2 separate regions of the Homo sapiens genome follow, and region 2 is linked to region 1. The links are chromatin contacts, found by Hi-C in ENCODE. All regions are on one chromosome and are shown on one strand. Each heading gives the region's core, a stretch centred on a gene start or an enhancer-like site at or near the end of the contact. The rest is flanking DNA. Distances are from core to core; before and after follow the strand shown. Region 1 overlaps LOC105373851 (a long non-coding RNA gene). Region 2 has its middle 45 kb from the start of SPAG16-DT.

Region 1 (5,201 bases), core at 1,321-3,820:
CTACCATCCCCTCTCACCAGGGTGACCACATGTCCTGGTTTGCTGGGGACAGTCACTGCTTATGGCTTTTGTCCACTGTTATTATGAATAGCACCTTCTTTCACTCTCAAAGGTGTCCCAGTTTGGATAACAAATTATAGGGTTCCTCTACTCACCCCGCTCCTCCAGCTCTCTTTCCTCAAGTCAGCCTAGAAAAGAAAGACTGCTTTAGAACCCATATCTTCTTTATGAACTAAGCTTAAATAAGCTTAGAAAGATCTGTACTAATACTACATAATTTTTTAATTCCATGTATAAAAAATTATGAAAACTGGTAGAACTAATCTATATTGTTAGAAGTCAGGAAAGGAGTTTTCTTTAGAGGAAAAATGCCTGGAATGGGGCACATGGGGCTGGTTCTGGGACGCTGTAGGGGTTCTGTTTCTTCATCTGAGTGTTGGTTTCACAGGTGTGTTTATTTTATGAAACTTCATCACACGTAACATTTATGCCCTTTTCTATATGTAATACTTTCATAGTTTTTTTAAAAGAGGGCTAAATTATAATCAGTACAGAACTGCAAAAGTCAATGTTTATTCTTATTAATGAGTATAACTGTTCTGATTGACAAATTCATGTCAACACCAGCAAAGTGCTGCAACACACAGAACACCCGAGAAATCTAGTGTTCGTCTTCTTGGAGACATATATTATTATTGTTTTATTAAAAATGTTATTTTTTATTAAGAAAATGTATGTTGTCAGTTAAAAAATGTAGTACAGTCTTGTTTATTATATAATTCTTCCAACAATTCTGTGAACTAGGTGAGTGTTTTCTCATATTACAGATGAGAAAGCTGTCACAGAGGTGTTGGAAATGGGCTGAGTTTATATGGACTGAACTTACCCAGAGTAGGCTGTAGAATTGCCAGGGTGTTCAGCTGTCTCAATGACAGAATCAGATTAAATGTGTGGCTGATCTTATTGATTGGGCAGAAATCAACTAAGAGAGCTTAAAACAAAACAAAATTAAACTATGACTAGAAAATAAACAGTCAATTTTGTGGCTTTAAATAGAAAAGACCAGAATGTCAATAGCTGAATTGAGATTAGGACCAACAGTTTCTGAGTTTCCAGAAAGCATTACCAAAGTCTAGGCACCATGAGAGACTCAGTCCCAAATTGAGAGAATTTGCCAGGGGTTTGACATGAACCCTGCCTTGTTTGAGCCCAGTTCTCCAAGCCCAGAGCAGGGGTTCTCCAGGATGGAATCCTCTTAGAGACTCCTCAGTGACTGTACCCATCTCCTTTCCATTCTACCCCTCTCTGTATGACCAAGAGAGAATTGTTTTCCCTTTTAGGCATAGCTAACATGGGCAAATGAAACAAATTAGTTTTCATTACTGCAGATAATAAATAAATCTTGTGGTGAAATAAATAATATAATATGTAATAATGGACTGAAAAAATACAGCTCAAAACAGACAAAGCTGGGTAAAAACAGAAACCATCAAAAGTAGAGAAAGCCAGAGAACTATCCAGTCAAGCAATAAAGCAACAACATCTGAGAGGCCTCATGTACTGTCCTGAAGTGACTTTTAGCTACTCACGCTGTGTTAACTGTTGATGAAATGTCATTGAGCTTAAAATAAAATAAGTTTGTAGTCCTAGATAACACTCTGCAAGAGCAAATAATATTAGGCCACTATACACCGATATAAATAAATAACTCATAGCAATGTACCAATATGTCAAGATTTTTCACAGGAGGGAGTATGAAAACTAGCTGGATGGTGTCAGGCTCGTTTAAAAGCTCATTTGCTCCCCTTAGTCACTGTCCTTTCACCTTTACATGGCATCTCTCCTGGTCTCTTGTCGACGTGGTTGTCAAAGCACCAGCTCAATAGTGCTGGTCTGTCAGCAGAGATGTGTTAAATGTAAAGATGGCAGAGTTCCCCACAGAAAGCTACATGCAGACTCTGGAGCCAGCTGAAGTCATGGGGCGTCAGGTGACAATGAGACTATGTCATCAAATGACATGTATCCCTGAGGTGCCCAATGAACTTTACACAGAGTTTTTTTTTTTTTTCCTATTGTATTATTCTGACATCTTGCTAAAAAAAAAGAAAAGAAAGAGGACAGACATTTCTATTCCACAGAAAGGAAAGCTTGGACTCAAAGAAGTTGCCTGAATTGCTCTAGATGACTTTATTTTTTGGGATTTCCTGGTTTCCATAAACAGCCACCCATCTGCCTACCCTCCTTCTCCCACTCACTTCTGACCACAACTGCACCCTGCTGTGTGTTAGGAGGAGCGGATTTGATGTCTCGGAGGCGAGGGGTGTGTCTGAGGTGAATGGGCATGTCTATACCTCCCTACTTTGTTAAATGATTGCAACAGAGATCACCCACGTACTCCCAGCCTGGTTCAGTGCAACACATGTCTAGTTCATTAGATGCAGCCTGTTCAGGCCTCTTCTACCTGCTGAGACTTCACACCCATAAAATCCAGTTAAACCTCTGAGTCACAGGAGGCTGCCCTATCAGAAGACTACACACTTTCCAGCTTCCCAGCTTGGGAGTCACAAGACCTGAGTTCAGATTTCAGCTCTGCCACTTACTGAGGCAAATACTTGTATCCATCTTAATGTCAGGTGGTCATGTTGAGTAACCTCTGATTTCTTATCTAAAGGGGTTTTTTTTTTAGGATAATTGAATGGAAAAACTATCTTAAATTGCTTAGTACAGGAGTCATCAATGTATAGTCTGCCTGCTGCCTGTTATGGAAATAAAGTTTTATTGGAACACAGCTGTGCCCATTCAGCTAAGGCTAGCATTTATGTTTATTGTTGACAGCTGCTTTTTTGCTACAATGTCAGAGATGAGTGGTTTTCCCACATAGTGGGTCTGCACTATGTATGAGTTGCTTACTCCTTTTCTTCTTTCTGTTTGTCCTTACTCTTAACTGTATGCTCCTAATTAGTTGCTCTCTAATTATCCAACCCCTCCCCAGAAACAGACTGACTATACTTTCTTTTAACAGTAATTTGCTGGAGAGTTTCAATTTCACTTTGGGCACTGCTACGTCTTAGTGACAATAAGTAATTCATCTGGGGTGGATGGGGGTGATAGGGTGGGGGTGGGGGTGGGAGGAGGTGAATAGGAAGCATTGTAGCTTCGTACTTTGTGAGTGGACTCAGTGAGGGACAACCACAGACACAGACCCTAGTTCAGTGTCATATCTCTATGTTTCATCAAACAACTACAGGATTTTGTTTGTTTATTGTTAGCAGGAGTACATGGTGTAAGGGCAGGTCGAAACATTTTTTCCCCTAATTTCAGTATGGTTAAAAAAAGTATATTCTCCAATGTATTGTGAGATTGATGTAGTGAAAAGATGCCTGGTAAGAGAAGTCAGAAAATCTAGGTTCAAGTCTGGGTTTATCTTAGTTTTATTATGTTGGTCAAGCCACTTCTGAGTGTCAGTTTCTTCAGAACTAAGACTGAGGGTAATAATACGACTTGATTCCTAGCATGATTCTGAAGCATAAAAGATAATGCAAGTGGAAAACTTTGTGAACTATGAGGCCATCTATAAAATGTGACACATATGTATATAACAGGGTCTGTTTCAGGGGATTTCATTATTTTCTTTTTCTTTATATTTTTATATTTACATCAAACACAGTTTCAGTTTTTACAATAGGTTCTGATATCTGACGAGGCTGATCCCTAAGAACATTTGCATTTTGCTAGTTTTCCTGTTTATAGTTTTGAATGTTTTTAATAAGATAAGCACTAAGCTTAGCAATTCGTCAGTGTTCATTCTAATGACCTTCAAGAAACGTCCCGTTGGATCTTTAGACAGAATTATTTCAGTAAGTTTGAGGAGCCTTGGCATCTTTATGTTGAATTTTTCCATCTAATAAAAATATAACTCTTCCTCTTAATTATTAAAAATATATCCCCCAATCAAGGTTTTAAAACTTTTAATACATTTCTTATTGAGTTTATAAATATTTTATATTTGTCGCTATTTGAATAGCTTTTCTTTTGCTTTATATTATCTATCTGTTTACTGCCAGTATATAGAAATACTGTTGCTTTTTAGGTATTTATCTTATTCCAAGCCACTTTATGACTCTTTTTTAAAATAAAGAAAGCTTTTAGTTAATTCTTTTGACTTTTTCAGATTTATACTTGTGTGATTTTCATGTACTTTAGTACCTTAGTTCACAAAAATTTATTCCTTTTGTGTTTATAACCTACTGCATTAACCAGAGAATCTAAAGTGATAATGATGCTAGCTGATAGTCCCAGCTACTCGGGAGGCTGAGGCACGAGAATCGCTTGAGCCTGGAAGACAGAGGTTGCAGTGAGCCGAGATTGTGCCACTGCACTCCAGCCAGGGCGACACAGCGAGACTCTGTCTCAAAAAAACCCCAAAAAACAAACAAACAAAAACCAGAAACAGTGATAATCATACTAAAGGACATTCTTTGTGTTTGTTTCTGATTTTCAATGTTTGCCAATTAATTATAATCTTTATTTACTTTAAGCCAAGAGCATCTTTATCACATTGAAGGAGCATCCTTCTATTCCTATTGAAATGTTTACTCTGTAATTAGGAAAAGGTGTTGATTTTATCAGATGTGGTATCTATGAAATTATCACATTGGCTAATTATTGTTGTATCAGTGAATACTCAGTGGATTATTTTCTCCTTGGAAATCAATCTCTGTGGTCAGCTGACTGGCTCTGCTAACAGTGACAGATGTGTAAACGGTGCCTTTACGAGTTCAAACATTTCAGGACCAAACTTTTTGCACAAGAAGGTGGTCCAATGCCAGAAGCAAGGGTTGCAGGAGTAGGAATCCCCCCGAGTTTCTCTCCTTGGACACATTTTCCAAAGTTGGCCGCTTTGAACAATCCTTTAAGGTAAGGACAATGGACATGGCAGTTGTTAACACTATGAAGAAAAGACAGTAGAGGAAGGAGCATGGAATATGGGAACAAAAATCAGCTGGCTGCTCAAGAAATGTGAAATTAGAAAGTAGAGAAAGGTGGTGTCTTTGTATATGCTCCTCCCCTCCCCTCAGCCAGGCCTAACAACACCCCAGCCGCACCCCTCCAACCAAGACTCCGCCTTGGACCCTGCTCATGCCTTTGGGCTTAAGACTGGGAGTGGAATTTCAATGCCATGGAACTCGCATTTTAAAATG
Region 2 (5,201 bases), core at 1,675-4,174, 5.9 Mb before region 1:
ACGTCCCGCCCTAGCCTTCGCGAACCATGCAGTTGTTGAAATAACATTGACTTCAAATATCAGGGTCTACGCATGGGATGATGGTCTGCGGGTATAAAACTGAAAATGTTGTTGCAACAAGGCAAACAGGTCAGATGGGGGGAAAAGTGATGAAGTGTTGCATCACTTCAATAGTATATTTTCTTGACCAAATATAGTTGTCATGAAAATTAGCAGATTCAGAGAAAAAATATAGCTTAGACAACTGCTTGCTAATATCAGTTCTAAAAGCATGGTAAAAGTTTATTTCCCATAGGTCATTCAATGACATGTGCTTCTAAGTTAAGTGCCAGTATCTGTAACCAATATCTGTTCTAGGAGCTCTCATTTAAACAAGTGAAAATACATCAAAAGAACTGAAACAAATCAGCAGTCACCATTCAGGATTTATTTGTATTAATCTACTTAACTCAAAACACTTTTTTTCTTGATCTCTACTGTTTACTGCACCTATATCTTAAAAAACCATAAGCCATATACAACAAATACAATAGATAGGAATGTGTATAGCTGGCCAATATTAAAACATCAGGATTGCTTCACATCTGATACCTCTTATTGCAGCAAACCCTGCATCTTCAGTCACTTGCCAGTCATTTCTGATTGATTATTTTTAAAGTATGTATCTGATTTTTTAATCGTTTGTATATTTTTAACAATAGATTCTTAGAAATATAAACTTGTCTGTGTCTAAAAATATGGGTTCCTGGGTCTACAGAGTTAGAATATCCAAGCATGGATGAGAATTTGCATTAACAAACTAACCAAGTCATTCTGTTCTTATCTTTCACAGAGGTCACTGTAGAACAACTGTTGTTTTCATTTAGCCCCTCTGCCTAAAATGTTAGGAAAGCAAAACACTGGTGAACAGTGTTTGAGAAAAATGTAGACTAAATTTAAATACCTGTAAGCAGAGTATACCAACCTCTCATCTCAATTCCCACACCAACTTAGCAACTGCAGAGGTTACTTACATGCCTGGCTGCAGAGGCACTGGAATTTGCTACTGTTGACCTCAGTTATTAGGGGAAAATTATCATTACCTGTTGTAGAAAGATGCTAAGCATATAAGGCAGACAAGGTACTGTGCTGACTTATATTATTTAATTAAAGTAAGCTTTCTTTTCTTTATGTTCTGGAGATCTCCATAAGTTGGAAAGGCCACTGGTCAATGTTGTTTAAGAACAAGGATCATCTTTCAATTAAAATGTTTTCAATTATAGATAGACTGAGCTACATTGGCACAATGGTTTTAAGATAAAAGTAACACAGTTTTAAACACTAATCCATGAGATCTGAAAATAAATAAAATCACTCTTAAATGTTAGGCACTATTTTAGTATGTCAAACTTAAGTATGTTTATTGAGTTTTGAATATTCAATAAACTTTTTTTAATATCTACTATTTTTAGAGATTCAATAACCAAATAGTGTGGCAAAACAAATTCAAATGAAAAATGCATGCTATTTTTAATTTCTCTTGGGTTGTTGGGAGCGTATATAAATATATAATATATGTGTGTGTACATGTGTGTATAAATATATGTTTCACTTTTAAATGACTATTGATTTTCACCTAACAAATATTTCTCCAATTATATATTTTTTACGATGTCTTGATGCATATCTGTATATTCTATGCAATATGTATAAATAGGAGCCTTACAAAAATAACGATATTTTAAAGTATAAGTGTCCAAAAAGAATAGCCTGTGAGTACTAAGCAATGCTCTCTCAAAGGAGAGTTTTTTGTCTGTTTGTTTGTTTGTTTTTTGAAACGTAGCTTTGCTCTTGTTGCCCAGGCTGGAGTGCAGTGGTGCGATCTCAGCTCACTGCAACCTCCACCTCCCAGGTTCAAGAGATTCTCCTGCCTCAGCCTCCTGAGTAGCTGGGATTACAGGCATGAGCCACCATGCCTGGCTAATTTTTGTATTTTTAGTAGAGACGGGGTTTCACTATGTTGGTCAGGCTGGTCTCGAACTTCTGACCTAGCAAACCACCCACCTCAGCCTCCCAAAGTGCTGGGGTGACAGGCGTGAGCCACCGCACCCAGCCTCAAAGGAGAGTTTTACCTTTGAACATTCACTTATTTTGCAGGCTTAGTATTTTTTTTAAGTTAAAGTTAAAGTTAACCGAATGTTATTACATAAAGTCATATAAAAATAGAGCCAACAACTAACTAATAGTATTTGTCTTTTTTATTCTATTTTAAAATATGTAATTATTCTTAAATCAAAACTAAAATCCTGGCAACTAATATTGTTCTGTTATAAAAATAAGCCTTCATACTTGTTCCTGATTTCAAAATATGTAGAGTAAGAAATCCACCTCGGTTTTGTACCTATGTGAGAACTTGGTGTTTACATCTGTTTCTTTCATTTATTGACAACACGCATACTAGGAACAAACTGCTTCTCTTCTTTATGTGGATAGTTCATTCTAATCTGTGTAATAAATATGACCATTTTGTCTCATTTCATAATATTCTGAAACAATCTCCATTTTTCTAGTGTGAGTTATTTCTGGCTGTCCTTGTGTCAATAAGGCACATGATGGCTTGGTTTTAGAAAAACTAAACTTTCCAGTTTGGTAACTATAGAAAAGTTTAAAATGGAGTTATCTCAGGAGAAGGAATTACTTGTGTATTTTTGCAGCTTATGAACCTTAAGTGTGAATGAATTTGATATTCTGCCTTTAATATTATGGCACTTAGTCTTGAATTCTTAACATGGCTTTGGCAACACCCCAAGTCCCAGTGCAAAGGGTATTACACGTTTATCTGTTCCGATTTTAGGTTGAGCAACAAGACTGCTTTTGTTCAAAGAATAACTAACAGATGAGTAATAAAGTCACTTACCCAAAACCAGATTCCATTGTCAATAAGAGGAGATTTGGATTGTACAGTTTCATCTGACAACTATGTTGGAATTCAACTTTTTAGCAGAAGTCAGAAAGCAACTGTTCTTTCAACCAAACTGTTTTTTTCTCAAGAATACACCAGCAATCTCTGAAGCATTTTCATTTGACCACTTTTTTTAGAAGGGGCTCGTAAGCTTGTGTTATACTAAAGCTTAGCTCCTCAAGCAAACTGGTGTTTTCCCTTTTTGTTATCAGTAGAGGACTTTCATTGTTGCTTTTTTTCTTCAGTAGAGTTTTTGAAATCTGCAGGGGCTTTTCTGTTTTTCTTTTGTTTTGCTCTTTTTTGCTTTTTTTTAAAGAAAGTTTTTAAATGTTCATTTAGTAATGGAGTCAAAGTGGAACCAGGAAGGCAATTCTTAAAAAAAAAAAAATTGTCCAAAACTAAAATTCCTGACCTTAATGGAAAATAAAAAATTTTACCATTAAATCATGAGACAAATGCAGTTAGGATATATCAGCTATCAAAGTGCAGAAATCAAGTCTCCATGAGAAATAAACCTTTGCTGCTGGGTATGTAATAATAAATTTATTTATATTATATATTTATTTCTCATGAAAATGCCTACTGCTTAGATAGGGGTACATTGATACTAATTTCTGTGTAGCACTCTTGGTGGGTTCCTCCCAATTCGGCAGACTTAGCACTTCTCCTCAATATAGGAATAAATTTTAAGATAAAATAGATTAAAATATTTTCAATTTTTCTTCTCTCATGGAGACATCTACAATGCTGCCCATGTAGGGCAGCTGGTTAGGAATACATGTTTACTAGACTTATATTTGTACAATTCTCAACTTCAGTTGTTACAGTAAATTAACAATTGCCCCAGCCAAAAAACTATTTTCTCTGTTATGATTTTTCTGTACTTTTTAAACAGATTTCTCTGCCTAATTTTATACACATTTTCTGTTGCCTTCCCAGTCATTTTTTCTTTTTTTCCCAGAAACAATTCTTTCTAATAAATTTTGACTTTCACATAATTATGCTGATTTGGGGTGTCATGTTTCTACAAGGTACCTTTCTCGTGAACTCCAGCATCCACGACAGCCTGCTGTCTTCTCTCCATGGTATTCTGAACAAGTCACCAACCTTGGTCTCTGATAAACAAAACTGAGGCTTAAACTGCCTTTTATTTCACTTTTATTTCACTTTTATTTCACAAAAGGCTCTTTTTAGCCTAATTCCTTATAGTCCATATTCTAATATTATTTCTCAATTTTAAACCTTTTCCTATAATCCAGAGTCAAAGTATTATTTCCAGTTTCTAACTATAAAGTAACTCTAATTGCTTTTTTGCATATGCAGTAATTAGGAAGTGTTTAGAACATGGTGTTTTAGCACATATGATGAAAATTTAAAAACAATCTTGACTTAAATCTAGAATGTTTTTCAAGACAAGTATAACAGAATAGTCACTAATAAATTTATGATGAGGGTCAGAAATGGTAGATCAATGTATGAGTAAGAACATATGCCTTTCCTTTTTTCCTATAACCACGGCACAGTTAATCTAATAGTTTTTCAGTATTCTTTGAACCCTCAGTTAATGACTATAGCTAAAGACAGCACATTAGGTCATCCAATTATCTGATTTATTTTTATATGTTCATGTTTATATTTTCAGATTCTTTCACTATGATGGCAGAAAATCAAGACTTGGAGGAGACTGTTATATAAAGTTTCTCTAACATTCATTACATTTATCTAAGGACTCTATCAGATACTTTCAGTGTGGTCTCTCCTAAGTTCATTGAAATTCAAAATAATTAATTGAAGTAAAGCCCTGCATTTGTGCATGCGTTCTGAGCAATTAAGTGGAGTGAAACACATGTATTGCTAATCTTGCATGCTGTGATTAAGATAGAAATGAAGACGTCCATCAAACGAGATTACTTCTTCATCAACAAGGCTCAGAAATGTTTCTACAGCTGTTTAGATCGTTTTAATTGTATCAGAGCCTCTCACATCATGGTTTAAGTGAGGCACTATTTCCCCCCATTAAAAAAGAGAATATGAAGATATGAGAGTATACTAATCCGCATGTGAAAGAAATCACAATGCATTTAAAGGTTTCTTTACCAATAAAATTAGATTAGCTAAAGAAACAAAAGGCATTTGTGTGTTTATGATCTATTTTCATACTTAACTGCACAAACACGGAGCTGAGAGGACCAGCTGGGTCCCACTTTTCATTATCAAATATTCCTGGATTATTCCCTCTGGCCACTCTAACTCCTTTATT

Evidence for each region. Hi-C counts contacts between places; a loop is a spot of excess contacts on that map. Pooled maps may share reads with other maps.
Region 2: a loop to region 1 is called in a map with no recorded cell type, with 6 times the contacts of the local background. The contact joins two enhancer-like sites. A Hi-C loop is called at or near these places in 2 of 37 single-sample maps with no recorded cell type and 2 of 50 pooled maps.

The regions. Positions count from the first base shown.
Region 1 is chr2:207,335,205-207,340,405 of GRCh38, reverse strand. LOC105373851 (a long non-coding RNA gene) reads right to left here. Exons shown (of 4, transcript XR_923809.3): 2 at 156-188. Among named protein-coding and RNA genes, the nearest start is that of MIR1302-4, 68 kb to the right of the region's middle. Within about 2 kb of position 2,570, at least 4 of the 41 ENCODE cell types and tissues checked have a DNase peak (open chromatin) inside an H3K27ac peak, as active enhancers do.
Region 2 is chr2:213,236,779-213,241,979 of GRCh38, reverse strand. No RefSeq gene overlaps it. Among named protein-coding and RNA genes, the nearest start is that of SPAG16-DT, 45 kb to the left of the region's middle. Within about 2 kb of position 2,924, at least 12 of the 41 ENCODE cell types and tissues checked have a DNase peak (open chromatin) inside an H3K27ac peak, as active enhancers do.